Regions from separate parts of the Mus musculus genome. Here region 2 is linked to region 1. A link is a loop called in an ENCODE intact Hi-C map of the cell type or tissue named here. Cell type or tissue: left cerebral cortex. All regions are shown on one strand. Links, peaks and the distances in the headings refer to the core of each region. The heading gives the core; the rest is flanking DNA.

Evidence for each region. Peaks named below come from ENCODE experiments on the same cell type or tissue, not always from the same donor. Only the 100,000 strongest peaks of a DNase experiment are listed, where the experiment ranks them.
Region 2: a loop joins it to region 1, with 2.3 times the contacts of the local background. A loop is called at or near these places in 2 of 42 quality-filtered maps.

What each region holds. Positions count from the first base shown.
Region 1 is chr8:50,157,821-50,174,384 of GRCm38, forward strand. 1700019L22Rik (a long non-coding RNA gene) reads right to left here. Exons shown (of 7, transcript XR_003947392.1): 6 at 4,107-4,243. Among named protein-coding and RNA genes, the nearest start is that of Gm2516, 200 kb to the right of the region's middle. In left cerebral cortex, for the core only: a CTCF peak has its summit at 7,122 (motif pointing right); no DNase peak of the experiment used is centred there.
Region 2 is chr8:50,286,409-50,302,972 of GRCm38, forward strand. The region is part of intron 5 of 1700019L22Rik (a long non-coding RNA gene); the gene reads right to left. Among named protein-coding and RNA genes, the nearest start is that of Gm2516, 73 kb to the right of the region's middle. In left cerebral cortex, for the core only: CTCF peaks have their summits at 5,930 (motif pointing right) and 7,330 (motif pointing left); DNase peaks (open chromatin) are centred at 5,933 and 7,330.

The DNA.
Region 1 (16,564 bases), core at 3,684-11,683:
ACTCACATCACGAGTCATCCACGTGGCTTCTATAAACTGCTATGATATTTCAACAACTCACTTCATTGGGTCAGTGATCAACCATCAAGCAGGAATTTTTAACATGGCCGTGTTTGAAACTAGAGTCAAAGAATAATGAGATATGAACTCTAGTCGTGGCCAGCAATCATTCTTCTAAGCTGTTAAGTGGCATAACATATGTCTATTGCTGGCTGAGTGGAATATATATAACTCAAAACTAAAATCAACACACGAAGAGAATTTGGTTTCTGCATATAATTTGTTACTTTAAGACTAATTTTGCTTTTAAATGAATTAATAGAAAGTTAACAAAATGTCAGTGAGTCTCCCCCCTTCCTTTTTTTTTTTTTTCTTTCTTATGAAATTGCTGAGATCTCAATTCATGATTCCTTAAGGTACAAATATCAAACTTCAGATAATGGACCCATTTGAAAAAGAACATTCTCAGGGCATGAGAGGAGCAAAAATGTTCAGACAAAAACTCTAGAAAAGAACTAACAGATGCACAAACTACCTATGGATACCTAATAAACAATTAATCCTACCACAACATCTGAAATATAAAGTGTCAGTCTTGGAATCAATTGATCACCTAAAACATCAAGTATGTTACTTGTATGTGTAACATATAATACAGGTAAATTTTACCTATGCCCTCTGAGAATTGTTCAATTTTTAAATCCATTTCTGAGAACTAAATTTTCAACAGCAGAAAAGCATACAAATACTTTTCTTGTATGTTCTATATGACTTTGAAACTTTCCTAAGGGAATGAATACTCAAGGATATATAATTGGTATTTGGGTATTTTGGTGGTTTCACTGAAAATAGACCCCATAGACTCATAGGGAGTGGCATTATTGGAGGTGTGGCCTTACTGAAGTAGGTATGGCTTTGTTGGAGGAAGTGTATCACAGGGAGTGGGCTTTGTGGTTTCAGAAGGTGAAGCTGGGCCCAGTATCTTCCTCTCTTCCTGCTGCCTTTGGACCTGGATGTAAAATCTTCAGCTACCCGTCCAATAACATATCTGTCTGCACACCATGTTGAAAATGGACAAAACCGGTGGAATGTAAGCATTCCCCATTTAAATACTTTCCTTTATAGCAGTTTTTGTGGTCACAGTGGCTCCTGCCAGCAATGGAAACCCTAAGACAAGCATATACATCTTGAAATTGAAAAAGTGTAGTAGCAATGTGGGAAACTGACAAGTTGAAGGCAGACACCCTGGGTTTGCCAAGGTGATAAGAAATGTGGCCAGAAAGACAAGGGGTAGGTGACACACATTTATAGAGATAATTCTGGACCTCAAGGTGACATCCTTGATTTCATATATATTTCTTCTGACACAAGAAAAACACACTTTCAATGAGAACTTCCTCATCTGATTTTAATTAAAAAAGAAAAAAAGAATGTCAGGATGCTCCTTATAATACTTACTATTTTTTTCAAGGTCCCGTGAATTCAAACTATACCAGGCTGGCATAATTTGCAGTTGTAATTCCTTAGCTTCCTCAGCTATTGCCTATGCTCATTGGTTGAAAACAAAAATTGTTGGAGTAAGTTTATGGTGATTTTGAGAATTGTAGTCCAAGCTCAGGGTTGATTTGGTTGTATAACATAATGTGTGTTGCGTTAAAAAAAATGTTTTTAAAATTCCGAGTTGCTTCCTTAATCAGTTCTCTCTTATTGTGACTTCACTAGGAAAAACAAGGGAGAAATGACTTGGCCTCTGTACTTTGTAATTCAAGTGATCCTTTCGAGAGGAGCAAAAATTAAAGCCATTAGCAAAAGGGCAAATGCAAGACAGGAATAAAGGATGCACAAGGCTCTCTGTTTGTGTGTGGTGTTATCAAATGTCAGCAAGGTGCTTAAACTAATAAAGGTAGCCAAGGGCGATGTCTTGAGGCTCAGTTTTAGAGTTTTGTTCTAATTTAAAGAAGAGAAAATGCCTCACAGACGTACCCATCAGATGGAAAGGCCTTCAGTTCCCTTGGGTGTGGGAAGTGTTTGCCTTACCTGATTGTATTTCAGGCATACGTGGAGAGAGATTCACAGATAATTTTTAAAGTTAGAGAAAGAAACTTGACATTCGAGAGATGAAAAAAGCTGTTTTTTTTTCCCAAAAGGAAAAATGCATGCAGAAGTACAGAAAAAAAGCCCTGATATTTTAATATAAACAACAATAATTATTAAAATAAATGGGCTAGCATTTTGATTGTGAAATATTCCCACAATTTGGGAGAAAAGGAAAGGCAGAACGATAATTACATGAAGCAGGACCTACCAGGTGGCAAAGACATATAAATGCCCAAATATATCACCTTGCAAAACTTCAGTCATGTAAGAACTCTCTTAATAATCAACATTTAAATGCAAACCAATCTAATTTAGCCAAGGCAGACACGTATTCCTGCAAGGGAAAACATCCTAAATGATTACAATAGGACCTTTCCCCAGAAACCACTTTCCTTGTATTATCAGAAAAAAAGCAACTTTAATTTGTTTCCAGCTGTGAGTTGGTACAGCACTCTATAATAGAATCAAAGGGAAGAGGCATTTCCTTTTGAGTTTCTATTTCTACAGTGTCAGAGCACAGCTGATGAAGCACACATCCATCCGCAGTGGCTTACATCAGGGAAGCTGCAGTCCTCTTGGTTAAAAGGTATTTTGTAGCAGCATTGGGAACAGCTGCAACCACTTCAGAAATGAAGAGGTTCAGGCAAAGAGTGCACATGTATATCAAGGTCGGATCTGTTTACACCAGGCACAAGCAGAAGAGTGATGCTATACAGCCAGGATGCCTCTGCAGTCCTGGATGAAACCCAAAGGAAAGGAGAAGACCATTTAATGAGGCACGATAGTGCTTCCACTACTCGAAGCCGATCGCTTGGATTCCCAGAATCCCAGTTATCTCTCCCTGCTGTCTGGGTATCCCGTGCGTGCTTGGCTGACAGGAGGGGATGACAGTTTCAAAATCCATGCCTGTTGCTAGAAATGAGAGATGCTTCACTTTCTAAGCCCAAATCTAAGGTGGAAAATAATCAGTCCTTCTAGTTTTCATCTTCTCAACAGAAAGGAGAAAAAAAAAAAAAAAGACTGAGTTTGTTTGTATCATAGCAAAATATAGATTGCGGATCCAGGCAATGTTTTCCTATTCCTGCCTGGCACATAATTGTAGGTCTGCAACAGAGACTCAGTCATCTGTGGACCCGGGATAATTATGGCTGAGGGTAAAAGGGTGAAAAGGACAGATCCCAAGGTATCCATAGGTTCTTTTGCAGATAATTCACAACCCAGAAGTCAGTCATTTAAATTAAGAAAAATCCTAGAGTGGGCTGGCGAAACAGATGGAGTTGTAACAGCCACATGACAGGAAGTTGTAAAGCTGCGGGGGACAGATTTCCAGAAACAAGAAGTGAATGTTACAATATGTTGGAGTAGGCCCTGAGAATATAGCAGTGTATCTGATCACTGCTGCTAAGAAGGGCTGTTTTAACAAGCTTGACTAATTACTCCCCCAATTCAACATTGGCCTACTCTGAGACTTTCATGATGTTTTCAATTGTCCCAACCTCATCACATGATTAAAGTTACGATCAAGGAAATTCCCTGAAGGCCAGTTGGAATGGACAACCTTCAAAGTTAACCTGATATCACCAAAACAACCAAGACTAGTGTAATAACTAGATGTTTTTTCCTGGATTGGACCCAATTATTTTTTCTCTTTATACAATGCTTTATGTGTGTGTGTGTGTGTGTGTGTGTGTGTGTATACAAGTTTGCATACATGAACCTCTATGTGCACAGAGGTCAGAGGACATTGGTGTTTTTTGCCATTGCCCTTCACCATTGAAACATATTCTCTGTCTCTCTCTCTCTCTCTCCTTCTCTCTCTCTCTCTCCCTCTCCCTCTCTTCCCTTCTCCTTTCCCCCTCCCTCTCCCTCTCCTCCCTTTCTCCCTCTCCCTCTTCCCCTCTCTCTTCCCCTCCCCCCCCCCCCGCTCTGTTGTTCACTATTTTAGCTAGATGTGGTGACCAGTGATTTCTTCTGTGTCTGCTTCCTACACCAGCATTGCAGGTACTCACCAGGCCCAGTAGGACATAGCTTCATATCAAAGCGATTTAACTTATGAACTCATCGTGAAATCAGAGAAGGTATCCAAAAGCTGAAATCCTTAACATCTGAATTGTAGGTGCCACTTGGAAGAGTTGTCTCAGAACACCTAGAGTATGAAAATATCCATAGTAGAATATGCTAATCTGCCTCCAAGGGGAGGAAAGAAAAACACGGAAGCATTTCATCATCAAGAAAAAGTAGTTAAATGGTTGGAAAAGTTGATTGCATTAGCAACTGTTCCTCTCCACTTCCCTTCATTTTAAAAAGGTATATGTATTTTTCTCAGGTATAAATAGTCTTATTTAAGAAGAAACATGGAAGAAGTCACAGTATGAAATCGATTCAGCTCAATGAGGGGATGTGAAGAACAAATGACTGAGCTATGCTAATTTACCCCAACTAGCTGCATTTCCTAGGGAGAATGCTAACCAAATTGTGTAAATAGTATACAGGAAACTGGGAGAAATCAAACTTGTTTTTCCCTGCCGGCTCAAATTTATTGAGGCTGCAACTGTTATTTTTGCAGGTGAAACACATTAGCTAACAAAGGTGTCATTCCTTTATCTTAATGCACTTGGAATAATTTACAAGCTAGCAGCGTTCACTGCTGACAGTTCTCAAACGGTATCATTGTGCCCTCCCCTCAAGCAGTGCATCTGTTAAGAGATTTCAGGAATACCGTCCTATTTCATTGCCTAGAAGTTATGAGCCTGCTAAAGACATTACGGGTCACAATCCTGCAGGCAAATGTTGAGAGATAATTGTCTTTGCCTAGGTGGAGGAGTATGTTCCATCAAAAATTGAAGATGGCATTTTTTAAAACAGAGTTTAACAATATCCATACCTAAACAACTGCCTAGTACTAAGGGGCTCAACCCTGACATTCATTCTGTTTCCCAGATATAGAAAAAGCAATGGCATTTCTCTCTGTGAGATTGGATGTTTTAATTGTTTTAGGAAACTCAATATATTATTCCCTATACCTTTGCTCACTGGAGATTATATTGTCTGGCTCAGTTTCATGAGAAGCAAAAGGTAATATGCTTTCTGATAGAGCTCAACTGGTCAGGTTGAGAGACATGGACTAAGTACTTTAGGTACGTGTGAGGAGAAGGGTTATATTTGGAAGGAGTTATCAGATTAGATCACCAAATATGATAAGCAAGAAAATGTAAACCTCTTGCCTTTGAATCTCTGCTCAAATGGTGAGGTTACTCAACCCATTATTTTAGAGACTAGAAAGAATTTTTTTGATGTTTTATATATTTACCTTTGTACATAGTTAATGCTAATGCTAATTTAATGCTATATCAATTGTTCTCCACCTATATACAGTTAATAGTACTTTAAAACGCTAACATCCAATGTATAATATATAAAACCTATTATAATATCCATGTGAAGATAATTATTACATGGTCACTAATGATTGCACTTCTAAATTAAACCTATTCTGAACGTGAGGACATGGGAGAAGGATTATTTATCTTCACTAACAAATGGAAACAGGAGGACTTGATTCTAGCACATTCTCTCTCCAAGTTCATCCAGGATGGGCAATTTATAATCATCCCTCTTCTTTTCCTCTCTTACCTTTCTTGGCAACCCCACCCCCACCCCCGGCAAATCCTTTTCTGTTACAAATGAGATTTTTTTTTTCCCATAGTTTTATGGCTGGCAACTTTTTCATGCCTTTGAACATCTATGTCTGAAAATGGAAGTTTGGAACTAAGTGAGAGATATATGTAAGGCATTTATATGTAAAATATAAAAATGTTGAGTAAATAAATATACAGGTAAATTGGAATTTCAGGAAAGACAATTAAGTCAAGAATTAATAAGATATTGCTTCAGATATACATGTATCTCACTAATGATATTTATGACATGAAATTAAACATATATAGACACACACACATATATGTGATTGCTGAAGACCAAACAATGGAGAGAAAGAATTTATATTGAGTAACTCAAATAAATGAAACACTGAAGAAATTCCCAGATTAGCATCTTTATTTCACCAAAACGTTGTACTTCCACTATGCATGGGAGTGAATATAATTAATTTTCTTCCATGAAAATATTTCAATTTCCATTGTTCTTCATGTTATCTTTCTAAAAGCAGTGATGATATTTTGGGAAAAATATTATTCATTCCATTACTTGACTAGATACATGTAAACTGACCAAATCATATCCCTAGTTACTACTGAACATGAACAGAAAATCTCTTTGGAGTTTAAGATACATTTGAAATAATAAGTTTGATGAGCACCTAGTATAAGTCTCTAAGTCTAAGACACTCTGATACAGGTTCACATGTGTTTACTTATCTATGCTGGTATAAAGTGAATGTGATTTTCTGCTTTCAATTTTCCTAGAAAAATATCTTTGCTCTTTAAATTAGGTATAAAATCTTAATCACTGACTTGTAAATATACACTCATACTCCTGTGTGTGTGTGTGCATGTGTTTGTGTGTGTGTGTGAAATATGATTACCAATAAATTTTAAATTTATAATGTGTAATATCTATGTGCTGAGATTATAGTCTGACATGAGTAATCTCATAGACTTTTGGAATGTTAGTTACTGAAGATATTTATGAAGTGGCATAAAATACTTCCCAGGTGAAATACTTATTGGATGAAGTTTGGTCTTTGTATTTATAACTTTCCTAAGAATTAAGATCATGCTTTGCTATTGATAGAGAAATAATTCTCCATTAGTCATCCAAAGAAGTTAATGGCCTAATACCTCTAAGTATCATGTTTTATTTAACATTTGTTTTGTGTGGCTTCCAAGGACTATCCCAGCTGTATTTATGCTTGACTCCATTAAATGTTTATTATGTGCCTGTAATTGCCTCAGGAACTGATAGATTCATTTGCTTTCTCTGTTTCATTCTGAATCAAGCAACAATTCCTCTGAGAAACAGACAAAGCCATCTCACATTAGGATGTCAGTGCTTCTCTAAGATGTCCATTAGGGGGCATCTAGAGAACAACATCCCAAGGATGCTACCAGCCAGCCCAGCAGTTTGAGGAGCTACTTACTCAGGTCACATGGTCTGTCAATACAGCCTGCCAGTGTCTCATGCCATATATACACAGATAAAATGAAGGGAAACAGAGACAGAGAGAGCAAGGAATATTGGCAAATGCAGAGAGAGACTTCTTTATAGATCAGAACTTTAAAGTCATTTCTGGCCCTTCCTCAGCAAAGGGCCTCTTTGCATGAGGCCTGTGGCAGCTCAGTAAAAAAGGCCAGCAATTTCCTCACCCCTGATTCTATTTGACTGGACTCCAGGGAAAGCTGCCGGAGCTAGAATCCTTTTGCCAAGATGCAATGAATGTAAAACCTTTCCTGTCTCCTCCTGTGGTTACAATTCATAAGGCCAATTTCAGAGACAAGCTGTAGTCTGTTGTCTGTAGTACGAATTGTAAATGCACTTCTCAGACAACCCACTCAGGGAATTCTGTTAAGAAAGGTTAAGTGTAAATTGCCCTTTGGATTAGTCTGAACATCACCATTATGAAACTTGGAACTAGTGGGCAGGAATAAAAGTTTCAGACAAACAAAGCATAAAGAGAAAAGAAAAGACATGGTTTCTTGGAAGGTGATATAGCGGCATAAACCTACACTATTCCCTCAGTAAATGCTTATGAAATGGTTTGTTTGAAGATTAAGAAATAGCCTCTTACTACTAAAGCAAAGGAAGACAACAATTTTTTTCAGAAATTCTGTTCCAAATTATTATGGCTGCGTTAACAGATGCTATTAATGTATAGATTTCATATTACTAAGCAGATATATAATTTCACAAATATATAAACACTTCTCAAGATTCATCAAGTGCTATTTGCATTTAGATATAAGTGCAGGTGACATTTTTTGGAATATGTTATGAAGCTGATTTTTAAGATAGGACCTCATTGGAAGACTACACGAGTTTGTAATAGTTAAGATTTTGTCTTTTAAAAATTTTATACGGAATGAATAATTTTAAATTTCTAACATACTATAACACACAGTCATTTTAATAGTGGTAGTACAGAAGTATAATGGGAAAAAATGCTCCCTGAAGGGTCCTTGTTCCTCTCAGTTCTGTTTCCCAGAGGCACCCACGCTCCTTCCCTTCAGCTGTCTCCTTCCCATCACTTAGCTAGCTTTTTCATTCATTTACATTAATTATTATATATTGTGGGTTTCCTATGATAAATAAGGCACTGATGTTTGTGGTCTAATGGGTTTCAGAGTTCATGCCCCTCAGAATGCCCAAAGAAACACACAAATTTACTATAAAAATGGTGTCTTCAATTGCGCCCATTAGACAGTTTGTGAGTGGAGATGGGACATTCCCTAGCTACCACCGTGCTGATGGTACAAAGGCTCTTCTTGTCATCATTTTTTTTTTTTTTGAGACAGGGTTTCTCTGTGTAGCCCTGGCTGTCCTGGAACTCATTTTGTAGACCAGGCTGGCCTCGAACTCAGAAATCCACCTGCCTCTGCCTCCCGAGTGCTGGGATTAAAGGCATGTGCCACCACGCCCCGCTTGTCATCATTCTTTTCTGTGGCCATTCTGCTAGGTCTTTGTTGAAATTAATAGACAAAAGTTGGCTCTTCACTTTTACTCAATGAAGCTACTTCAAATGAATGCCTCTTCTTGTTTGAAGAATGAATTACTGCCCTGATAATATTAATTTACATTGGATTATTTCTCTGTGAATTGTTGTAAAATTGCATTGAAGTCAATTTTTGACTTTGTGTGTGTGCCTGTGTGTGTGTGTGTGTGTGTGTGTGTATGTGTGTGTGTGTTTAATCCTTGTCTTTATAACTCTCCCATTCTTCTAACCTTTGAATGATTTTTATTGATTTGCTCATATTTGTGAATTGGGAAATAGGAAATATAGAAACTTTTTCTCTGTGTGTATCTGAGAGGGCCTGATAACTGCAGAACTTCTGAGGAGCAGAACAAAGAAGTTAGGCTGTGAGATGGGATAGAAAGGAAAAAATGAGAAAGCTGTAGGATGGGAAGGAAGCCCTTCTGAGAGAGTCTGTTTGAGTCTCTTGCCAGCTCAGATGCAAGAATTCCCCATGCAGTTAACATTTGCTGTGAAAGTTGTTAATGTAGATAACACTCTTTTCATACATAGCTAATTAATGTCCCATATTGAAGACCTCAGTGTCTAGGTACCTTAGTAGAGCCTCATGCTTTCTTCTCGTATTTTATGGGACTTAAAACAAGTGAAACAAGGCAATTCACTTTGTTTAAAATAAAGATATGCTACTTTCTATACTCTCTGTGATCTAGAATTTTAGTTGTAATCTTGGCAGGTGCCCTTAGGAGCTACATTGTCATCTCACATAGGTTTTGTCTCATTCTTTGACATTGTTTCAGAAGCCACACAATCCTGTAAGTGGCCATTCTAAAGCCAATAAATGTATAGATTTCAAAGAAGCTCAAACCAAGCTTCTAGATCCATTTTTGTCCCCAAGAACCTTTTTTCCCCTTCAACCCTCATGCTCAAGCCCAGTATCAGAAATGCCTTTTGATAAGCTTCCACACTTTTTCATGCTGGGTTTTCCCGATATTATTTTCTGAGTCAAGCCATGATCCTGAGTCTGACTATTTAAGGTCTTTAAAAGTTAAAGGAATGCCAGAGGTTGGGAGCAGGGTAACTGGAAAGGTGGAAGGTAGAGTCGTTTGGGAGCTGCCCCTGTTAGTCCTGAGATTTGGAGTCAGGAGAAGGTCTGAACCCAAATTTTTATAGAGAGAGAACTAAATTGTGGTATAACACTAACATTGCTTCTAGGCTAATCAGTATAAAAGATCTCAGAAATATGTGTTCCATGCCACCAACCTCCTATCCCACAGAGTGGAAATTTGGCTGCTGAACTTTATGAAATGACAACATGGAGGTAGTTAGCACATGGAGATGTGAGCTAACGCTTTACTGGAGAGAACACAAGCAACGCAAGTAAATCACAAACAAAATAGCTTTACTGAGAAACACATATACCTGTAGTAATATAGATATTTTTGTTGATGTGCAACATGTTCTTGGTGTTCATTACAAAGAACTCATGCACAAAGTCAGAGAGCAGAGATTTCGGTACCTCTGCAGGGTATTTTAGACTTGCTTGTTTGACTCCTGTCTCTCAATCTCATCAGTCACATACAAATCTCTAAATAAAATTAAGGAACCAGATAAAGTTAATGAGAAGCACTAGAAACTGCAAATTTAAAACGTTCATTGTGTGATCTTTTTTCCCCATCTGTTCGGTATCTTGTTTTGCTTTGATTTCTTTCTTTTGGAAATGGATGATTTGAGGCACACTTTTGCCTTGGGTTGTAAGCACAACTAATTTCTGGAGCATTTAAAACTCTCATCCTGATGACTTGGCTTCATTTACTGACGAACTATTAAAGAAAATAACTTTTAAGAATGACAATGCTTCTATGTTGTATTTTACAGCATAAGAGTGTTCCCTTAGAACATTTAGCTATATATATATATAAACCCTGTGGAGTAGCAGTGAATTTTTACAACTGCCGTGGGTATATGTTTGATGATCGACGAACTTGGGGGTCAGTGTGATTTATTTAATTTCAGGTCATTATCTCTTGCTTTACTCACATTAATCTAAGTGGCTTTCCACCACCTCCAGCCAGTGCCAGTGCTTCTCTCTTTTCAATTAAGACTTCTAAATGTTTTTAAACTGTCATTTAGCCATATTACACCTTAATTGTTTGTGTTACTCTTCCATGAAATGTTTCCAAATGGCTTTTCCTCCTCCTGAAGGGATAGGAAGGCTCTGTATAAACTCATCAAGTTATGCAGATTTGAGGAATGACACTGGTTTGGCATTTCTTGTTCCAAAGTCTTCAGACCATTATCATGGTTGTACCAAGCAACCAGAACCTGACTTTCTGTCTTCTTGAACTATAACTGATGTGTCCAAATTGTTTTCATTATCATTGTTAATTGCTATCAGTGTGGACCAGTCTTGGCAATACATATGTGTGATGTTCTGTTATTCAGAGTTATAGATTATTTTCTTTGTCTATTAGGGTGTATAATTTAACATACACTGCTATTTTGTTACTGCTGCTTTGTTTTTTATTAAATATTATTTTTGATGTATCCACATTTCACTTAAAACAACCAATTTACTCCAGTAGTTTTTATCTGGGAGCCAATGACATTGATGCATTTGGTTTTTGTCCCTCATGTTCATGTGGCAGGGTTTCTTTAGTGAAAGAATGATGGAACTTAACACTACAGTGTCATTTTTCTATTATAGTTCTAAGTCTGGATTCTCAAACTATATACTCTCAAGGCTGTATAAGATGAACTTAGTGAACCAGAACATGTCATATCTGTGTAGTCTTTGCTTTCCTCCCAAGCTATTTAAAGGCACTATGGGCAAACTAATACTTATATATAGACCCTATATTTTTACTATGATTACCTGAAAATTAGTATACAAAATATAAACTTTCCTTACATCATTTTCATTCCAAAATTATTTGGGCTGATACTCTTCTTCTGCTCCTTCCCTGGTCTCCTTACTCTCCTATCTGCTTCTTCTCTTCCACTCCAGTGATGTTTTCTATTTTTATATTATGTCCATTATACTATTACCCTTCTGCATCCCTTCCTTAAACTCTTTTTCTCTCGGCTCAGGAGGAGACCTGTTCTAGTTTGATGATGTTGTTTGTCTTTCATTTATTCCTTTATACATGTTCATCAACCGCAGTTCTATTCCTTTTCTATTGTTAATAGGACAGACCTAAACCTGAATATGTAAATATCTCTATGTAAATACCCAGGATTAGCATAGACCATTGCAACATAAATTGTATTAATAAATGGTCAGGTGCTGTTTATGATATTTGAGAGCAGGTTATGAAAGCTAATGGGCCCCTGTCCTCAGACTGAGCATGTTTATATCATGTCCCAAGAAATTCCTTGTCATGGCGAGCCCTGATTCCTCTTCTTTATACCTTGAAGAAGTAATTAATTAAAATATTGTACCACCTAGTACAGCTATAAGGCAAATGATTTGCATCCCAGGCTAGTATTGTTCATACTGTGGTATGGAGGTGCTTCTGTGGGAAAGAGAAGCAGGAAGCTCATGCTTAAGAAGCAGGGACACTCTATCCAGACATCTCTCACTCAGACATTCAATCATGACTGCTCCAGTGATTTTGTTCTCTCTGATGGATGTTATAAAGACACAGCTTTGATGATGGTTCACTGTCTATCTGTTACTTTCTGTTTGATCTTTTACTTGGAAGCCTCTTCCAAAAGGAGTGCTCATGTCTTGCCAGAACTGTCAATGAGGAACCTCAGCTGGCTGCCTGGGTGGGATTTTCCACTATTGCTGCTTGATGATGTAAGCCATATTTTAATTTTCTCACCTTTACTTACTCAATATGATTACCCATCATCTCTGCTGGATCTTGGAAGGCCCTGTGTTGATGATGCTATAATACATGCTACTCATTCTTTGTTCCCTTACACTTGCTTGTTACATGCTTAATAAAGTCATTCATTCAAATCAGAATTACAGCTATTTTCTATTGTTCTCCAGACAAAAGAAAATTAATCACATTGCCTAAATCTATAAAATCCACACAATATTTTTAAGGAATGACTGTTAGCATTATCACCATTGGGCCAGACTAGAACCTCTGACATGTAGGATGGGGGCTTATAGAATAATTGAAAAATTGTTATGAATGGAATGATGATAATAAAAATCCTAACTCCTCAAAGACCTATTAGTTATAAAAGTAATTTAGATTGAATTATATTTTATTAAGTTGCAAAGTTTGGTTTTGTAGTTTTGCTATATGTCATGATATTAAGAAAAATTGGGAATAGTTTTAGATGACACTCAAATTTTACGTTATAATGATTTAAGATTATTAAAATTTCCAAAGTCAGAGTTCAATGCACTCATACTAACATTTTTTAAACCAATAGAGTTTTCTTAAGTTATTGATCTATTGGTAGCACTTACCCAACTGCATTTACAAGAAAGTACTATATTTAATTATGATTATTACTTTCTCTCTCTCTCTCTCTCTCTCTCTCTCTCTCTCTCTCTCTGTGTGTGTGTGTGTGTGTGTGTTGTGTGTGTGTGAGTGTGTGTGTGTGTGTGTGTGTGTGTGTGTGTATGTAATGCCTTTAGGTGTGTTATGTTATTACCATTGGATAAAAAATAAGAAAATCAGTATTGGCTTTTGTTTATGCTTTACTACATGTTATGTAGAGGTTAAAAGTATAAGACTACTAAAACATTCTTTCTGTGTTAAAAAAAAATCAGTGTGTAGAAGCCTATGTCAATGAAGAAAAGAAGGATACAATGAAGACACAATAAGCTGGGAGGTGCATTCGCAGGTCAGCCAGGACACAGAGGATGATGCTCATACTCATATGGGAATAGAGTCATCCAAGGGGTCATGGGAAACCTGCCAGTGGTCATGTCTCAAAGGAGATAAACTTCCTCCATCAGTAGCAATCAAATATAAAAGCTCTTATGCCAAGTGTGTGGGCCTCAGTCATTGCTCACACCCATGCTTAAATTTTGAATCAGTGGATTTTGTGCCCCCCTCATTTTGGCAGGAAATCATAACTGCATTATTTTTTTTTTTACTTTTGTGTGTTACCTCCTTAAAATATTTACTCAATCACAGCACAGTGTCACTATAGTAGATCAGAATACTGCCATATAATACTTTGACTTTTATGCTTGAGATTCCCCCACCCTGATTTCCACAGTGACTGAATCAGTCATTACTGTCACCTATTGTCATTTGATCACTTCATGATGGCCATGATGATAGCCATAATATAGAATTTCAACGTAGTTTTAGCATACTTAGCATATTCTTCCTAGTCTTTTGACATTTGTTAAATGTAGCAAAGTCATAACGAGTTGCTGGAAATTTCCCAAGTACCATCTTGTCCATGTTCATATACCTGTTCTGGCAGTAATATTTCCTGACTATCTTGGATAGGATACTACTTTACTTACATAGAAAAATACTTTAACCTGTAGGGAAGGCAAGAAAATAATTAAAATGTACAGTGCTTGCAAGGTATAAAATAATGATCTTAAAAATATGTTAATATGATCTTGGTTCCCAGATTCCACCAAAAATAGTCAGTGCAGACATCTGGGCACCTTCCCTGCCAGAGGAGAGGTGTCTGACCACCCCAGGAAGATATTGCCAGAGCATCTGCAGGAGACATCTTGGTTCCCGGATCCCTCTGAGACTAGTCTGCACAGGTGAGCGTGTGGACTACAGAAGCTAACAGCTTCTGGGACAGGCACTGTTTCAGGCCTTCATCTTCTGCCAGGAGGCAAGTCTGAACGCCAGATATATGTTCACATTCCCTGAAAGAGGAGAGCTTGCCTACAGAGAGTGCTCTGACCACTGAAACTCAGGAGAGAGCTAGTCTCCCAGGTCTACTGGTAGAGAATAACAGAATCACGAGAGGAACAAGCTCTAACCAGAGACAACTATAACAACTGACTCTAGAGATTACCAGATGGTGAAAGGCAGACTTAAGAATCTTACTAACAGAAACCAAGACCACTCACCTTCATCAGAACCCAGGACTCCCACCTCAACCAGTCATGGGCACCCCAACACACCCGAAAAGCTAGACCTAGATTTAAAGGAATACCTAATGATGATGGTAGAAGACATCAAGAAGTATTTCAATAACTCACTTAAAGAAATACAGGAGAAAACTGCTAAAGAGTTACAAGTACTTAAAGAAAAACAGGAAAACACAACCAAACAGGTGAAGGAAATGAACAAAACCATACTAGACCTAAAAAGAGAAGTACACACAATAAAGAAAGCCCAAAGTAAGGCAACACTGGAGATAGAAACCCTAGGAAAGAAATCTGAAAACATAGATGCAAGCATCAGCAACAGAATACAAGAGATAGAAGAGAGAATCTCAGGTGCAGAAGATTCCATAGAGAACATCGGCACAACAATCAAAGAAAATGCAAAATGCAAAAAGATCCTAACTCAAAACATCCAGGAAATCCAGGACGCAATGAGAAGACCAAACCTACAGATAATAGGAGTAGATGAGAATGAGGATTTTCAACTTAAAGGGCCAGCAAATATCTTCAACAAAATTATAGAAGAAAACTTCCCAAACCTAAAGAAAGACATACCCATGAACATACAAGAAGCCTACAGAACTCCAAATAGACTGGACCAGAAAAGAAATTCCTCCCGACACATAATAATCAGAACAACAAATGCACTAAACAAAGATAGAATATTAAAAGCAGTAAGGGAAAAAGGTCAAGTAACATATAAAGGCAAGCCTATCAGAATTACACCAGACTTTTCACCAGAGACTATGAAATCCAGAAGATCCTGGACAGATGTTATACAAACACTAAGAGAACACAAATGCCAGCCCAGGCTACTATACCCAGCCAAACTTTCAATTACCTTAGATGGAGAAACCAAAGTATACCATGACAAAACCAAATTCACACATTATCTTTCCACGAATCCTGGCCTTTGAAGGATAGTAACAGAAAAAAAAAACCAATACAATGACAGAATCCACGTCCTAGAAAAAGCAAGAAAGTAATCCTTCAACAAACCTAAAAGAAGACAGCCACAAGAACAGAATGCCAACTCTAACAACAAACATAATATGAAGCATCAATTACTTTTCCTTAATATCTCTTAATATCAATGGACTCAACTCCCCAATCAAAAGATGTAGACTAACAGACTGGCTACACAAACAGGACCCAACATTTTGCTTCTTACAGGAAACCCATCTCAGGGAAAAAGACAGACATTACCTCATAATGAAAGACTGGAAAACAATTTTCCAAGCAAATGGTCTGAAGAAACAAGCTGGATTAGCCATTGTAATATTTAATAAAATCGACTTCCAACCCAAGATCATCAAAAAAGACAAGGAGGGGCATTTCATACTCATCAAAGGTAAAATCTTCTAAGAGGAACTCTCAATTCTGAATATCTATGATCCAAATACAATGGCAGCCACATTCATTAAAGAAACTTTAGTAAAGCTCAAAACACACATTGTACCTCACACAATAATAGTGGGAGACTTCAACACACCACTTTTATCAATGGACAGATCGTAGAAGCAGAAACTAAACAGGGACACAGTGAAAATAACAGAAGTTGTGAAACAAATGGATCTAACAGATATCTACAGAACATTTATCCTAAAACAAAAGGATATATCTTCTTCTCAGCACCTCATGGTACCTTCTCCAAAATTGACCATATAATTGGCCACAAAACAGGTCTCAACAGATACAAAAACATTGAATTGCCCCATGAATCCTATCAGATCACCATGGACTAAGGCTGATCTTCAATAACAAAA
Region 2 (16,564 bases), core at 3,112-11,111, 130 kb after region 1:
CCCTGCACTTTAGAGGCTGTTCTTCTCTTTCCACAGTCACTTGTCCTTTGGTAAAATAACCTTTAAGAAAGTCTTTTTTGGAAAAACCCAACTTTCCCTTGGATGTTTTCTCATTATTTTCCAGAATTCGTATACTTTTTTGCAAAAGATTTATGAATTTACTTTTTGTATACGAGTACACTGTCACTGTCTCCAGACACACCAGAAGAGGGCATCAGATGGTTGTGTGGGCATCAGAGGGCATTTTATTACAGATGGTTGTGAGCCACCATGTGGTTGCTGGGATTTGAACTCGGGACCTCTGGAAGAGCAGTCAGTGCTCTGAACTGCTGAGCCATCTGTCCAGCCCCCAGAATTCATAAGTCCTGAGAGCTGAGCTGTAACCTATTCTTCAGTCTTCCCTATTAGGTCAATACACAAGTGAATACACAAGTGCCATTCTTTTTCAGATATCTCCATTGTAGATCTGAATTTGGGTAAGGCAATCTCACTCCATCTTTTTGAGCCAATAGAAGTAAAATCTCTCCCTAAATACCCCTGAGCTGTGATCTGTCTCACATATTTGGTGTCTGTGGCATCATTGATGCCTAAACCCCCAACCCAATCTTGAATCCTGCCACCTTAGGATATTAAAATGCAAAGTAGTATGAATATCAATCTGAAAGTAGCAGACACGAAGAAAAGTTAAGTGTGAATATAACTATCAGGGCAATGACTTTGGTATGTTCAATGCCTTTTAAAGCATCTTGACTGTAGTTTCCTGTATATTCTGTGTAAGCAGTGAGTATTATTTGTGTGTTAGATAGACAGATGTCTGATCTAGAGTACTAAATTGAGCTCTGCTTTTTCTGAAATGTGAGACAGGGCAGAGCTGAATCTAGCTGCAATAGCAGTCTGGACTCAGTCTCTCTAAAGACAGACCTGTGAGAATCGCTTTTACAACTTCACATTTTTCATTGAAGTTCAATGGACTCCACTTCTACACCCTTCTAGGACAGAAGCAGAGCTTGTAGTTCATATTATAGAACATTTACAAATAACTTCCTGGTGGTCATGATATCTTGGGATATAGCCAGTTAGCCTTTGGCAACTATTGAACAGGAATTTAAAACCAAGGGAAACTCTTCCAAAGTGTATCTGGTACTGTGTGTAGTAAATTACAAGCATTGACTAAATATCATTAGATATAATCACCTAGCTATTTCTGCAAACTGCCCCAAAGCTTACATATTTTCCCATAATTGGTTTATAGAATGTATACATGATGCTAATTCACTCTTTTAATAACTTTTTTCAAGCTATTATAGAATAACCATAACTGCTGGACATTAATTTTTAACAAGGTGTCTATAGTCAACTATTTATCATTTATAACATGCATGGCAAAAGCATTATCAAACATTTATTAAGTATTTATAAATAATTTTCCTACTTCTAGCAAGTGTCATAAATATATTATTAATTTATACCTAAATTATTAATAACAAATCCATGAAAATGAATATGGAAGTAACATTTATTATATGAAGGCATTTTGTGACCCTTGAAATCCCTCAGGTAGACTCCTGCATGTACCTCAGGTAGGCATGAAACAGTAATGTTTCTTATATAAAATATAATATTTAATTGGCACCCTGCTACATGTAATGACAATTCTGCTAACTGACCAGTCCCTTTGGGAAATGACTTGAGTCTTTTTCATCACGATGAATGGGCAATAGACCTGTTTAATGTCTTATGCATGTTTAATGTATAACATATCTATTTTGCTTATTTGTAAGCATTCCATATTACAGAAAGGATAATATCTACTCACCTAATAGGATATTGGTACTTCTTACATCGTCCCTCGAGCTGTGTAAATGTACTGAGACATAACTAAGGTGGAAAACATATCTTGAAGGACCTGCAGCACTCAGAGGAACCCCTCTGCCTACCTCTTTGTCTGTGGGGTACCATGCTTTATGTGGGAAAATTCATATCCACAAGGTCGAAATCAGCTTGCAGAATCGGTGTGTATGAGGACATAAATCTAGAGAAACAGTCTCATAGCCACAAGGACAATTCCTTGTCCCTGTAGTTGTACTTAAAAGAGAGTTCTGACGTGGCTCAAACGTGAGCTTTGAAGGCTTGCTTGCATTATTAGCTTTGTTCTGATTTTTCTTGCTTTCAACCTCCTACCCCATAGTCCCAGAAATTCAACCTGTGATCCAGTTAGGGAAAGTTACCATACACACCAGAAACATAAGTTGACACAAGAATGATGTCAGAATCCTAAATTGAAGGTTTTCCTCAAAGGGGCACTAACCCATCATCTGATTCAAGGTTTATTTCAAGAGGAATGATTTTCTCATGCTCTTCATATCTCTAGAAAAGGACACTTTCTCTAGAAGATAAAAGAAATTGTTTGCTGGCTGGTTTTCTTCTGTAGGTGAAGCACCTTGCCCTTCTATTATTGGCTCACTATCTTCTTCACACTCATGATAGATCTTTGCAGCAAAGACAATTAGGGAAACTAGATCACAGACACAAACTAACCTTGGGAATAAACCGTACCTCTTGTAATAAAATAACATTAAATGCCTACATATGTTTAGGAATAATACTCCTAGAAGATAAGAGTTCAGAGCAGTTAACTATATTTTGCTTCCAGGTGGGAAAACTGAGGCAAGATTCCATCAACATCATCGTATGTCCCAGTTTTTTTTTTTTTTAATTTTACTTAGACTTTCTCCTTTTTAAAATTTTTGGTGGGACTAATGAAGATAATGAATAACTGCTTTACTCTTACTCTCACCCAGCTGCCCCAAACGTACACCAAACTCCTTCTGAGCATTCTTATTGCTTACTGAATAGTGCACAGTATTTGGGGAGCAGACTGTCACATGAAGAACATAGCAAGCAAGCATGAGGAGAGGAGCCTCATGAGCATCTGAGATGTTTACTCTATCATTACAGCAATTAACCTTGACTTCACAAGGGTCAATTGAAACAGCTCAATGAGTGAAATGTTGGGACATTCCCAGCCCTGATGAAGGCCTGCTGTGGTTCATCCAGATTGATGAATTATAAATGTATAAGACATAGTCTTCTAATAGGGTACCACTTATGCTTTGGAGAAATGCCAGGTTATGTCAGGTGGCCACTCCAAAGTTACTAAAATTTATTGAGTTTTGGCAAAATTTGATATTTTCTTTCTTTCTTTAATATTTATTTATCTTTATTTTATAAGTATGAGTTGTTTTGCACGCATGCAGCCATGGGCACTGGGCAGGTGTCTGGTAACCATGGAGACCAGAGACAACACCAGATCACCTCTAAATGGGAATGCAGACACTTGTTAACTACCAAGTGGTTGCTGGGCAGGAAACCTGGCTACTTTACTCATCTACTGAGTCACGTCTTCAACTCCTCACCTGTGCGTTCAGAAACACATGGCTGATATGCAACTGAAAATATTCACGTCAGCGTCTCCAAGATCTTTCATCACGGCCCCTGCTCTCTTCTTTGAAGTGACTCATAATTAAAACCCATTGAATGCAGGTTTGAATAATTCTGCACTTGGAATTAAGAATATGGGAGAGTCCATTTGTGAAAATAAGATGCATTGGGGAAAATGGGGAACTTGAGAGAGACATGAATCCCTTGGGTTTTCTACACATGTTCTGTCTTTCAGAGGTTGATTAGTCCTGAAATTGATCATGTAGTACTTTGTTCCCACGTATGACATGTCCAATATAATACACTGATGTGGTTAAGCTGATGAAGGCTTTCCTATTTAGTTTATTACCATGCCACTTATTATGCCCCCAGCCTCATCACTGGGCACTGTGTTCTCTGCTCCATGCTGGCAGAAGCTTCACTACATATGTTCTCAGTTTCAATGAGTCACTCTAAGTCAGTAAGTCCTATCAATGTAATGTGCCTCTAAAATCCTTCATCACGTTTCTATCCCATGTCACCTAACTATTCATCTACAAAGCAACTTAATACGTCACGATAAAGAAAGCCTGTCCTGTTTTTGTAGTATTAACCATTTAACACATCATACTAAAAGAATAAAGAATGGCCAGCTCTTGATAAGCTAAACTTCTTGGAGCTGAACTTTTATATCTAGAGACAGAAATTTATCTAGCATTTGACAGTAAATGTTATGCTAAGTTAAAAGTCAGCAGAATGCTCACACGATTTTATATTTTAAGTGTCTGGCTGCTGTGTTTTTGATAGAATGCCTTTCCTTGCTGGGTCTATGATTAATGGTGACTCCATCATAGGCTCACAGGGTGCAGTATGTCTTTAACAGCCATGTTTAACAGTGTTGTGTGCACAAGAACAGAACACACACACACACACACACACACACACATTCCTCTAGTCAGAATTGGATACAACCATTGCATTAAATATAAAATAATCTCACTTAAAAGATATGTTACTTCCCCTCCCTCCCCCCTTTCTTAAAACCTGCACATCACTCTAAAGGAGAAAGCCTCACTTGCATGCCAGAGACAGGAATGTACCGAGGACTGCAAAGGCAAGGCTCATAGTCACTGCTGCTATGTCTCCAGATTTGAGCACAGCAGGAGGTCAGTGACTTAGTAACTTTTGGAAAATTAGAAATGCCGTCATCAGCACATCTCCAAGACAAGTCAATAAATCTCATAGTCACTGCTCCACGGATCTCCAACTTCTCACAGAAAGGACTGTGTGAGTCTTTTAGCATTCTAATCTTATCTAGTTTAGGTCATAATAACTGTACCATAACTATTTCTTTATTCTAATAAAATCTGGAAATATTTTGATAAAGTTCGCAAATAATTTTAGTGCTGTGAGACCATGCAGTGAACTGGGGAAAATAAGGAGACTCTAAAACTATGTAAAAGTAATGTTTTTGTCAGTCTGTCTGTCTGCCTGCTCCCACCCGTGTGTTTGTGTGTGTGTGCCCTTTCAAAGGCAGCAAAAAGAGATGAAAATCACGTACATTTTAATGAACTTTACATTCCATTATTGTATTCACAAAATTTTCTCTGCAATGTTTGGAACATAGTAATTAATATTCACAAAATTCTCAACGTTATAAAAGCAAAGTTGAAATAAATGTATCGGATTTTTTGTACCATAAAATTAGTACATTTTTCATTACATTATACAGTGAAGGTTAATCTTTGTATTTTATGAGGGTAACCCTGCCTTCAAATGAGTTTGAGCAGGTGTGAATGGGCAAGAAACACAATGCATAAATATATGACAGGAAACCAATAATCCTAATTAAATTTGGGGAGAATGCAGCCAGATTATGCTTATGGAAGACTTAAATCTTTTCAAGGCCGGCAAATAGATGGCAAAAGTCACCCAATCAATATAGATAAACAATGAAAGGCTCCAGAAGAAGCCCAAATGTGGCAAGTAAGGAGAAGTCCGTGTCACTCAGTCCCGGGGAATTTAAATGTTGAAAAGTCAATTCTTTGAGCATTCAATTTAAATGACCAAAGTAATGAAATGTGAAGATGAAATGCATGTGTCCCTCTAACCAGAATTCCCCAGGACTTAAATGAACTGTTCTCTAGGGATAAGCCATGCGTGCTGCTGTGTACATTGTACTTTGTAAAGTCAGTAAGACTCAGAAAGGCAGAGCTGGTGTGACTAGAACCAAACTTCATGTCTGTAGAGGGAACCTGGGGTCTGCTAACCAATGAACTTTGTGACAGAGGTCCCCTTCTTTTTCCAAACTGCCCGTGTCTTCTTAAGATGCTCGATAATGCTCAATGCAAAAGCTGACAAACCAATCTTACTGATTAGAGAAATATAAGGAATACTTAGACGAAGCCCATCTAAACCGTTAATAGGTAAGAGGGGTTAAAATATGTCACAATTAAAATAACAGCATGTCAATTTCAGAATATGTCTGAGGTCTTTATTTTCGGCCACCAGGGGGCAGTGTCAGCAAGGAGGAAGCCAAAGAAAATCAAACAAGTTCTTTTCTATGGAGACCATAGGAGGCTGCTTTTTTCTCCCTCATCGCCACTCCCTGCCTAAGAAAATAAATTAAGGAAAAGAAAACAACAACAACAACAAAAAAACTAGAAGAGGCGAGAAATAAAATCACCCAAAGTGTAAAATCTGGTAAACGGAGACTGAAGAAACAAAGAAAAAACTGAGTTTTCCCAGGGTGAATGCTTGCTTTGCTGGGTTGACCCATGTGTTTTCCTGGGATGCTGAGAGTCTAGCCAGTGCCGAGGAATGCCATTCTAGATTTCTCTCACTGTCTTTCTGTTAAGTTTTGCTTATCTGTGAATTAGAAGAGAGCACAAAGAAGGACCTGTCTGTGATCAGGTATGTGAGGAACTAGGGCAGGCAGCAGATTTTCCAATACTCCATCCTACTGGGACACACAGAAGGGAGCAAGGAATCTACCCCGGAGTGCTCTTGACCAGCTGCCCAGACAAACGACGCAAGAACAACACACAAATCAAGTTCAGACAGACGCTGCATATCTACTCGGGACTGCTTTCACTGTATGTTAGCACGGGGGAGGCTGATGAGATGCAGTCAATAGTTATATTGAATACTTTTTAAATTCTCGGTTACTGATTTTATTTGCTGTGTGTCTAAAAAATGATAAATAAATAGGGTCTGAAACAAGGAAATATGACAAAAATATATGAAAGGGGGATGCCACGATGTTCTTGTGGAATCCAAGACGATACCCTATCCTTAAGCTGGTTTTAGATGAAACTCTATGAAAATCTCCATTATTTTCAGAACCACGCTAAAAATGTAAGCGTAGGCAATATGTTCTTACAAGCACCATTAGATCTGGGAAGTCTCAATGCAGACAATATTCTGAAAAACTCCATTAGATAATTCACATAGAGCTGTCCTTGAGGAAGCTCAAATGTTTGAATTATATGTGACCATTTAAAATCATGTTTTCCTCTTGAAAATTCCAGAGACAGAGTGAAGATTATTATGAACTAAGAATGAATTTTAAAGCAATAACATCCCAAGCTTTGCTTTTTTTCCCCCATGTTCTCGTCAAATATTTGCATACTGGTCATTCTAAATAAAAATAATTAGTTGAAGAACTACAAGGTACTTGGAGTATTTTGTTGAAAATTTATTCAAGCATGTTCTTTGAAAATGAAAGCAAACAGAAATGGGTGCTTCATAAAACCCGACGTGCAGAGTATGACATTCAAGTACAAATAGGCTTGTCCTTTGAATAAAGAACACATGAATACGAGGAAACCTAGAGTACTTAGAATCCTAACACAGCCACCACTAGTCTTCAAAGGCGCATGAATAATCATAAGTATGTAACTCCACTGCCACCTAGTGGTGCAAAAAATTAGCTTTCCAGTAAAGATGAATGCTTTGTATACAAGTCAGTGGCAAACAGAGAGTTCTACAGCAGATGGCTGAAGAGGCTCAATAGGAACAATAATCTCTCTTCTCCTATAGATCCTTCCACCAAAACTTCATGATTCCATTGATAAAAATACTAGGCTGTCTGCAGACACGCTCTGCTGGTTTAGCACCCCAGGCAAAACGGACGTAAACGAGCTCCATTTGTATGAGTACAAAATATTACAGTTTCCTACTGCCTTGAAGACATGTCTTTTAAAATGAAGTCTGCTTAAGATTTAAATCTCTATCTCACGTCTCTATTGGAAAACAAAAACAAAGACCACTATCTCTTGGAGGATCTATCAAGAGCATCTTTCTTACCCTGAACTGGCAGCACTCTAGGAACGAAATTGTCCAACTAGTGATCAATCCAGGATGCAAACTGTTGGAACGAGCTCCTCTCTAATATTGACATCTCGATTACTGGCCGTGATGATGCCAGATTATGTCTGCAGATTAAGGTCATCTTAAAGGTCTCGGGAAGAAGAAAATGTCTTAGGGGGCACAGGATTCTTCTTTTTGAGAGGGTTAAAAGAACCATTGCTATTTACTCGGGGTAGGTTTGCTTTTCAGGGTGTTGTTATTACAGCAGGCACTAAACCACAGGTGGAGAGAGGCTCAAACAAAATTTCAAGGGAAATAAGCACAAGAGAAAAATAAATAGCAGACACAGAGTTCCCAGCGTCTGCTGTGAACTTAAGAACCAATTCTGATGGTCCATCTTTGAGTGTGTTTTAAGCAGTCACAGAAGTCATTTTCTTCCTGCCAAATGCAGAATTATACACTATGACAGCATTCACCAGAATGGCAGATAATATATCTTGAATACTCGAGTTCAAGAGAGTGCTTTAGAAACACACCAATATTTAAAGGCCAAAGAAATCTCTAATTAACACGTAACATCTCCTGGTTGTGATGCTGACGATACTAAGCATCGTTTCATCCCTTATATTTTGTCAGGAGTCAGACATGCTGTACAAGTGTGAAGTGTAATGGCTAACTTTATTAAGGATGTTCCCAGGCCAGAGGTGGAAGGGAAGAACATCAGGCAGGGGACATCTACTGTCCGGCTCCCCTCCTCCCCACAGCTCAGGGTTCACTTCATCCTACACCATTGCAGGAAGCCAAGTGCATCTGTCAGTTTTCCAGGAGATAGTTGATCATCTCAACAGTCTCAAATTAAAATTCACACGACCGACTAGAGTAGAAAACAGCATTCCAAAGCGGTGAGGGTTCTGATGGCCACCATCTCACTACACTAGTTTAACAGACAGTTTAGCAACATCTACTCAACAACAACAACAAAAGATCATGACATCCATGAAGTTAAAGGTTTTCATAACAATGGGCAATTAGTTAAATGTCACACATGGAAGCCAAACAGCAATTTGTAGATTTCTGTGACTCCAGCGCCTTAATTACTTATATTGCAACTTGTTTCAGAGCATCGAAGACAAAGCTATCTACAAATCCCCGGGCAATTAAGGACAAGACATGCTCAAACATGAACAGATCTTGGAGAAATAAATTGAAAGACCAGATTTTTTTTTCTTTTAGTCTGTAATGTTATTAGGTAGATAAATCACTGGGAAGAACAAGCCAGTGGGAAAAATACAGAGCACACGAAGATTAGCCCCCTTTAATTCTTCCTGGAGATTATGCAATCCCCCCACCCCAAGAAATCAATATCAGTTCAATTGAAGATAAATTACAGGAGAAATCAAAAACAGACACTTCCTGAGCAAGCAATAATAGCATGGCTTCCTCCGTTGCGTAGTCCACTCTAATTACAAAGCCGTGGCCGGGATTCAGAGCTGATGTGGAGTTTATGTTTAATCTGCTTTCTCACTAAATGATTCTTCACATCTGGAGAAATGGCCAGATGGCCTACTAGATACAGTGCTGGGTGCTCACCTTTTTTACAGTTCTCACTCCTAACTTTCTTATAGCTAAGAGGAAAATGTTATTTTGATATTTTTTTGTGTTGTATTCCGTCGATAGTTTAGACTTTTCCTGTGATCTCTTATTATATGCAAGATGTGTCTGGGTCTCCATGTGGATATGTAGAAATCCAACTCAGTTATACGGACATTGACAATAAATTATAAAGAGTTTTATCTTAAAAGAATTTTTGGTAGACATATAATTTTGCAATGCATTAAATATGAAGGTAAATTGCAGGTTAATGAGCTGATATGATTGCATATTTTCATATAAATTATTAAACTGTGGCTTGAGACTTGACACAGAAGGAATAGTGTCTTCTCAATACTTTCAGATGTGATAGATATTTGGATTTTATAGCAGTCCATACTAAAAATGCTTACCTCAAAGAAATATGACAAACTATCAGAAGTATGTTTAAGACCATTTCAGAAATGGTTGGAGGTTTTGTGCTAATCCTAAGCCAAAATTCATTTAATAATCCTTTTTTCTTTTTATGTAAAACGTAACTCAAACCTGAGATACAGTCAGTAATTATTAAAATACAAAATTCAAACCCAAGGCAGTAAACAATGAACAAATTGCGATTTCTCCATGTAAACCGTCACATTTTTATAAGTGCAGAAAACTGTGGGTACAGTAGAACCACTGAACTTCAGTGAAAATAATCATATTCAATGTGCTGAGGAACTAACTGTATTCATAGTTCTCTGGTACTGAGGGACTTAAAGCATGTATGCACATTGTGCACTCCAAACACACTGCAGGAAAGCCACACGATCCATCTCCATAAACATTGCCACAAACAGCTCATTTTCACTGTCGGTTTGGTTTTTTAGTTTGTTCACTGAACATTCAGACATCTTTCACTAATGTGTTAATTTTTTCACTAACCTCTAATTCAGTCTTGTGACCCCCACACAAACCAGAGTTCCAGGCACTGGGTTCTAGATCATTCACTGCTCTTATTATTCATAGAACTCATGAAATATCTTAGGAGACATACAAAGGCAGATTAGGAACTTAAAGTCATACACAGCTACTTTGAAGTTAGCCTGAGATGTCTACACACCTACTTCAACCAAAAAAAAAAAAATGCAATATGCTGTATAGTAAATATGAAATATGTCTGAGTTTCTATTTATTCTTCACTGAGCTCATTGAAAGAAAACAAACCATCACAGCATTGTTCTACATATAGCTAACCATCAAGGGATGAAATAACTTGTAAGCCCATGAGTGAATTAAATAACATTTCTATATAATGAACATATTGCTTGTGAGATTGCTTAGTTTGGACATACAATTTCATCTATAATATGCGGTGGTTAGGATATACAAAAGATCAACACATCAGCACATAACAGCTGCATTTACTGATCTGGGGTGGTATTTCTGTCTTTAGACAGCATGTATAATTGCATGTTATTGTATGACAACTTAACTGCAACATCCTGAATTGGTTTTATAAATAAAGTTGTTTAGCTCACTGAAAGGAAATAGCTACCAAGTAAATTTTGACATAACTAGGGAAAGACACTTGCACTATGCTTAGATTTTTAATTATACAGAACAAATCAAAAGGTGTAGATTTTAGAGCTCACAGCAAGGGAATCATGAAGCATCTATTGAGATATCATAATGAATTCACCTAGCTTCTTTTAATATATGTGAATCGTATTAATTCAAACACTAAACAAGTATTATCACAGAGGACTGTAGGAAGTTCTAAAAGCAGCCTTGCAGTTTATCTCATCAGCCTTTGCAAGAAGGAAAATATCAGCTTAGAGACCATTTAGAAGAACATTTCAGCAAGACGTTCAGAGATTTCTAGCTTTTTGTCATTGTCTTAAAATTCTGAGACAAGTGCCTTGTTTTGTTCTGATTTAAAATATGTAAAGGAAGAACCAATATGCAAGACCTCCAAAACAATTTAATCCTCCAGTGTCCGGAGCTTAGTCAGATCAATATTATTAGAAAGTGTTAGATTACATACAGTTATCATATAATCTGCTACATGGTTAAAAATTACAAACTAAACTACAGAGTCCTGGTTGGGTTGGCCAACTCCTCCTTGGGCCGGGACCTGCCTGCTTCGGAGTGTGGTTGATCTACCCCATGACCCAGCATTAGAATGAAATGACTTTTCCCTTTCCTGGCCTGTGCCAACTACAAACAGCTGCTGGACAGTGGATGAGATCCTGTGTCCACTCGTGGTCTCTTCTCAGTGCTGGGATTATGTCTTGTTTGAACTGGCGCTGGGCATAGTCTCTGTGCGCTGTTGGTTTAGTTCAAGACATTTTTAACTTAATAGTTTTTTGAGGGTTTTTTGTTGTTGTTATTGTTGTTGCTATTGTTTTATTTTGATGTGACTCTTTTTTTTTTTTTTTTTCTTTTGGGAAAGTATGGTGGGGAGATAGGTGGGTGGATAAAAAGTAAAAACCAAAACAACAATGACAACAACCCCTTAGTAATTATTAGTCTTTTATATGAGAATGGAACACACAAGTACAGAATTTGAACAACAAAAAAATCAATTATGCAAAAGAAAGTCATTGTGATTTTAGAGTATTACATTCTATAAGTCGTTGCGATTCTCACTGGACACTGTGGCTCAGTCTGTCATGGTTATAGACAGGCAGAATCCTGCAAGTCTGAGGCTAGCCTGAGCTACATATCAAAATTTTAAAGCACAGGCTGTGCCATGGTTGAGATGCTTTCTCAAAAAGAAGAAAAAAAACATTATTTTTTATTCTTTGAAGAGAACAAATAGGTTCATTTTAAAAGTGTGGGACTTTTCTGGGCCTGCCCTTATAAATAGTAAAAGGAGACATTTGTATTAAGGTTCTGGCAATATAATTGGGCAGATATTGAACTGTTCTAACCTAATTATGCTGGCCTGGCCTACTTTCCTGCCTACTTCCCAGCCACGTGGCTGATTACCTACCATCCTGGTCTCACCCGGGTCTCCTTCTTCATCTGTGTCCTCATGGCAGCTCTCCTAGCACACTTGAGACCTTCACTCCCAGCCTGGACATGGAAGTTTTCCGTATTCTCTCATGCCCAGTTCTCGGCTCCTCGGCTGCTTGGCTCACTATTTAACCATTCCGGAGGTGATAGAGAAGGCTGTCTTATAAAATACTCAGTGAGGAAATGCTTCCTAACCATGACAATACCAAAGTGCAATGACACCAGACCTCTGGGTGCAGGATCAGCGTTCAAATACACAGTACCCGAAAGTATCCCCCCGGTAGTGATGAAATGAGAGTGAACTGAAAAGAACAAATTTTCTGGCCATTCCATTCTTTTGAATATGAAGGAAGCTGTATCCTTTTCATCATTTGCTGCTGAGAGTAGACAAGTGCAAATACAGGATTCTAATACTGGTACAGAATTTAAGCAATTGCATGCTAATACTTGTATTTCTAACCTTGTATTTCTAATGTTAGGTAAATTATATATATATATAATATATATATATATGTGTGTGTGTGTATATATGTGTGTGTGTATAATATTTTACATATATTATATATATGTAATATATACGTATCTATATATGTCTCTCTCTCTCTATATATATATATATATATATAACTAGGTAAATATTAGGAGTAAATAACAGGCAATGGTCCTTTGTGAGTTTCCCTATTTTTTAACCTCCACTGTAGAAGAGGGTAAGTATCAACTACCACACAATCTTTGTGCGAGAGAGGTGATAAAATAAGGCCTTTTTTAATAGTAGAAATATGTATAAAATTTAAGTCCCATAGGTCCTACAACTGATACAGAGCCCAAAAGAAGGAGATGTCTTGATTTACAGAAGGCTGCATTTTTCATTTCCACCAGAGTGAGTCACCTTCAGATGGGGCGGGTGTCAAAGACACATAGCAGAATCAGGAGAGAATGGAATGGTACAAGCATCTGGGTCTCAGTCTATGGGAAGTCAGGATGTCTGGAACTAGGCAGCAATTATTCATGTCTTGAACAGATCTCCTGCTCCCTTGCAAACACATCTGCATGCTCTATCAGATCATCCAAGTTCTTCAGTTGATGACTGAAGGTAACCTTCAAAACAATTGTCTCCTATTCCAGGCCAGCACGGGATACATAGCAAGACTTTGTCTCAAGATAGAAATAAAATACAACTAATCGCAAAATCTCCAGTTGATTCGGGAAAGCTTTTCTATGTATTAAATCACTAAAGAACTTATTTTCTGAGAAATCACCAGATAGATCCATTCTGGATGGGATCTCATTAAGTTCTTTCATCTAAAGAGTCCTGAGAAGATCACCATGACAGAAGAATGCTAGATTTGTGTAGAAATATGAACAATTTCCCTAGGGAAGATTTCTTCTCATCTGGACACATCAGAAGCCACAGTCAGGCCTGTGGGTCTGCATTCACTCACACTGGAGTCTGGGCTGTATCTATGTTCTTTCCTGAAACTCATCCAATTAATTTATATATCTTTGTTAATCGTACTAATTTGATATCTCAGGATTCCAGCTATTTAGAGCAATGCCAACTTCCAAAGCCCTTCGGTAATGAGAATCATGCGCAGCAATGGTTTTATTTCGGCATCCTAACCAATTGTCCTGAATTGTCTCTAATCTAATCTTTACAGTCAGAAGGATTTATTTAAAACACAAATCTTCTTAGTCCCTTTTTTACTCCCTGAGATCTCCTCCTTTGTTCCCTTGGGAAAAAAAAATCCAAAGCCTTTATCTGTTCTGTTCGACTTTGTCTGATCTGGCTCGTGCTTATCTGCCTAGCAACGTCTAAGCCAATTTTCTGCCCCTGTTTCAGCATTTCAAGCACATTGGGCTTATTTTTATTTCCTGAAATGTCTCGAACACTTTGCCACCTCACAGTGTTAGCTCTTGCTGCTCCATCTCATTTCCTTTCCTAAAACACTGAGTGCTTTGAAATCACTCTCCTAGGGAACTTAGACATCATTTGCCCTGGAGAAGAGAAATCTTCCTTGATCGTAACTACTGTACCAGTTATTCCAATCATATAGAAAAAAAATCACATTATATATACTTTTTCTCATTGCCTTTAGAATGCTTGGCATTGTTCAAATCCATGTTTTGTCTTTACTTGTAGAGTTCTTTGGAGAAGAGCCCATATCTGTGTTGTTAACTGTGAGCATTTACATTAGCATATTTCCTTGGCCAGAAAAGTTGCTAAGAAATAATTTATACGTGAACAAAAATATATTATTATATTTAGCTACACCATCATGAAAGCAAAGCCCTCTAAAGTCCTATTGGCATTTGTTAACTTCTTTATCAAGGGGAAGAAACCACTAAAACACAAGTAGTGGAGTCTTTTCTACCGAATTTGTGAATTATTTTACATAAATAATTAAGAAATTGGAAATAGCCAGGCGTTGGTTATACATATCCCAGTAATCAGGAGGCAGTGGCCGGGAGACCTCTGAGTTGGATGCTAGCAGAGAAACCCAGTCCGGGACAAAACAAAACACAAAAATAAACAAACATACAAACAAATAAATGAAATATTTGGGAGGATATTGTATTAGAAAACTTGACAGGTGGTCATAAGTAACAGGAAAGACTTGGCGTATCATAGAGTTCATGGTTCTCATGTCATAGCTCTATAGCATGTCTGTCACCTCCACAATGACGGTGCCCCAGCAAAAGCTAATTTCTATTCTTTGTGTGAGAGGTTACATAGAGTCAGGGGAGAATGAAAGAACTATGCTGCCCATTTTACTGACATTGAAGTCTCACTCAGTGGGTGAGCAATGACTTATTTCTTCACTGAACCCTACAGAAGATATATACTTTCTTTTTAAAAAAGGTAAATAGGTTTTTTTCTTCTTCATTAGAGTACCACCATGATAAGATGAGTGCAATACTTGCTTTGGACATAGGAATGGCTCCTTGTATCCTGTATCTCAGATACTTCCCCCCTCTATCCTGTTCCATGATGGCTGAAAGCTTTAAGGATGAGATTACATAGCACAATTTTACTAGAGGAGAATTGCTACCTCCCAAGGAAAAAAATCCAGAATAGGATCCAAAGTGCCGTTCCCAAAAGGAGGTTCACTACTAGGCCCAAGGCAAGATACAATCTGCCTGAAGTACTCAGTACTGAGTTAATAATCTGAGGATACACAGCTGGTGGGAGGCCCCCTTGAAATGTTTAAATGCATTTGAAATTCCATAAACATTTAGTGAAAGATCAAAGCTTGCATACATATCTTCACTTGTAATTGCAAAAAATGTGGACATTTAATACATGTTCTATGACAAATGTTACCAGTGGACCAACAAATTCCCCTTCTATGATCTAACCAATGGACAGAAGCCGCTGACCTCCGTTGTTGAATTAAGGAAGGCTGAAAGCAGCTGAGGAGAAGGGCTACCCTGTAGGAAGGGCCAGCAGTCTTAATTTAACTGGACCCCTGAGACCTCTTAAACACTGGACCACCAAACAGACAGCATACACCAGCTGATATGAGGCCCCCAGCACACATACAGTAGAGGACTTCCAGGTCTGTGTCCATTCAGAGATGATGCACCTAACCCTCAAGAGACTGCAGGCCCCAGGGAGTTTAGAGGTCAGGTGGGGTGGGAGTTGGGGGCATCCATGTGGAGATGGGGTAGGGTGCAGAGGAGGTGTGGGACGTGGAACAGTTGGAGGCTGGATGATGGGGCGGGAATGGAATATGGAGGGTAAAAAATAGAAATAAAAATAAAACAAAATAAAATAAAAGGTCTATATATATCCATATATATATGGCGATTAGATATAGATGTAGATATAGATAGATATATAGATATAGATACAGATGAGATATAGATATAGAGGTAGAGATGAGATAGAGACAGAGACAGAGACAGAGATGAGATAGAGACAGAGACAGAGACAGAGACAGAGACAGAGACAGAGACAGAGACAGAGACAGAGACAGAGATCCTTTCCATGTTTTGTTTTCCTTAAACTGCAGTGTATTCATTTTCAGTCTTATTTAGCTTAGAGGAACTAAATGTACACATTGTGATGCTTTTTCTGAGCCTTTCCTCTCTCAAAAATACATGATTTCATCTTTTTCATCCTTTTTAAAGAAAATATTCTTTTAGTTAAACTATTAACATATTTTTTTTTCTGCCATAGTAATTCCAGCAACAACTCTAACAGGCAATTTGAATGCAGAAGAAACACGATTACAAATATAAC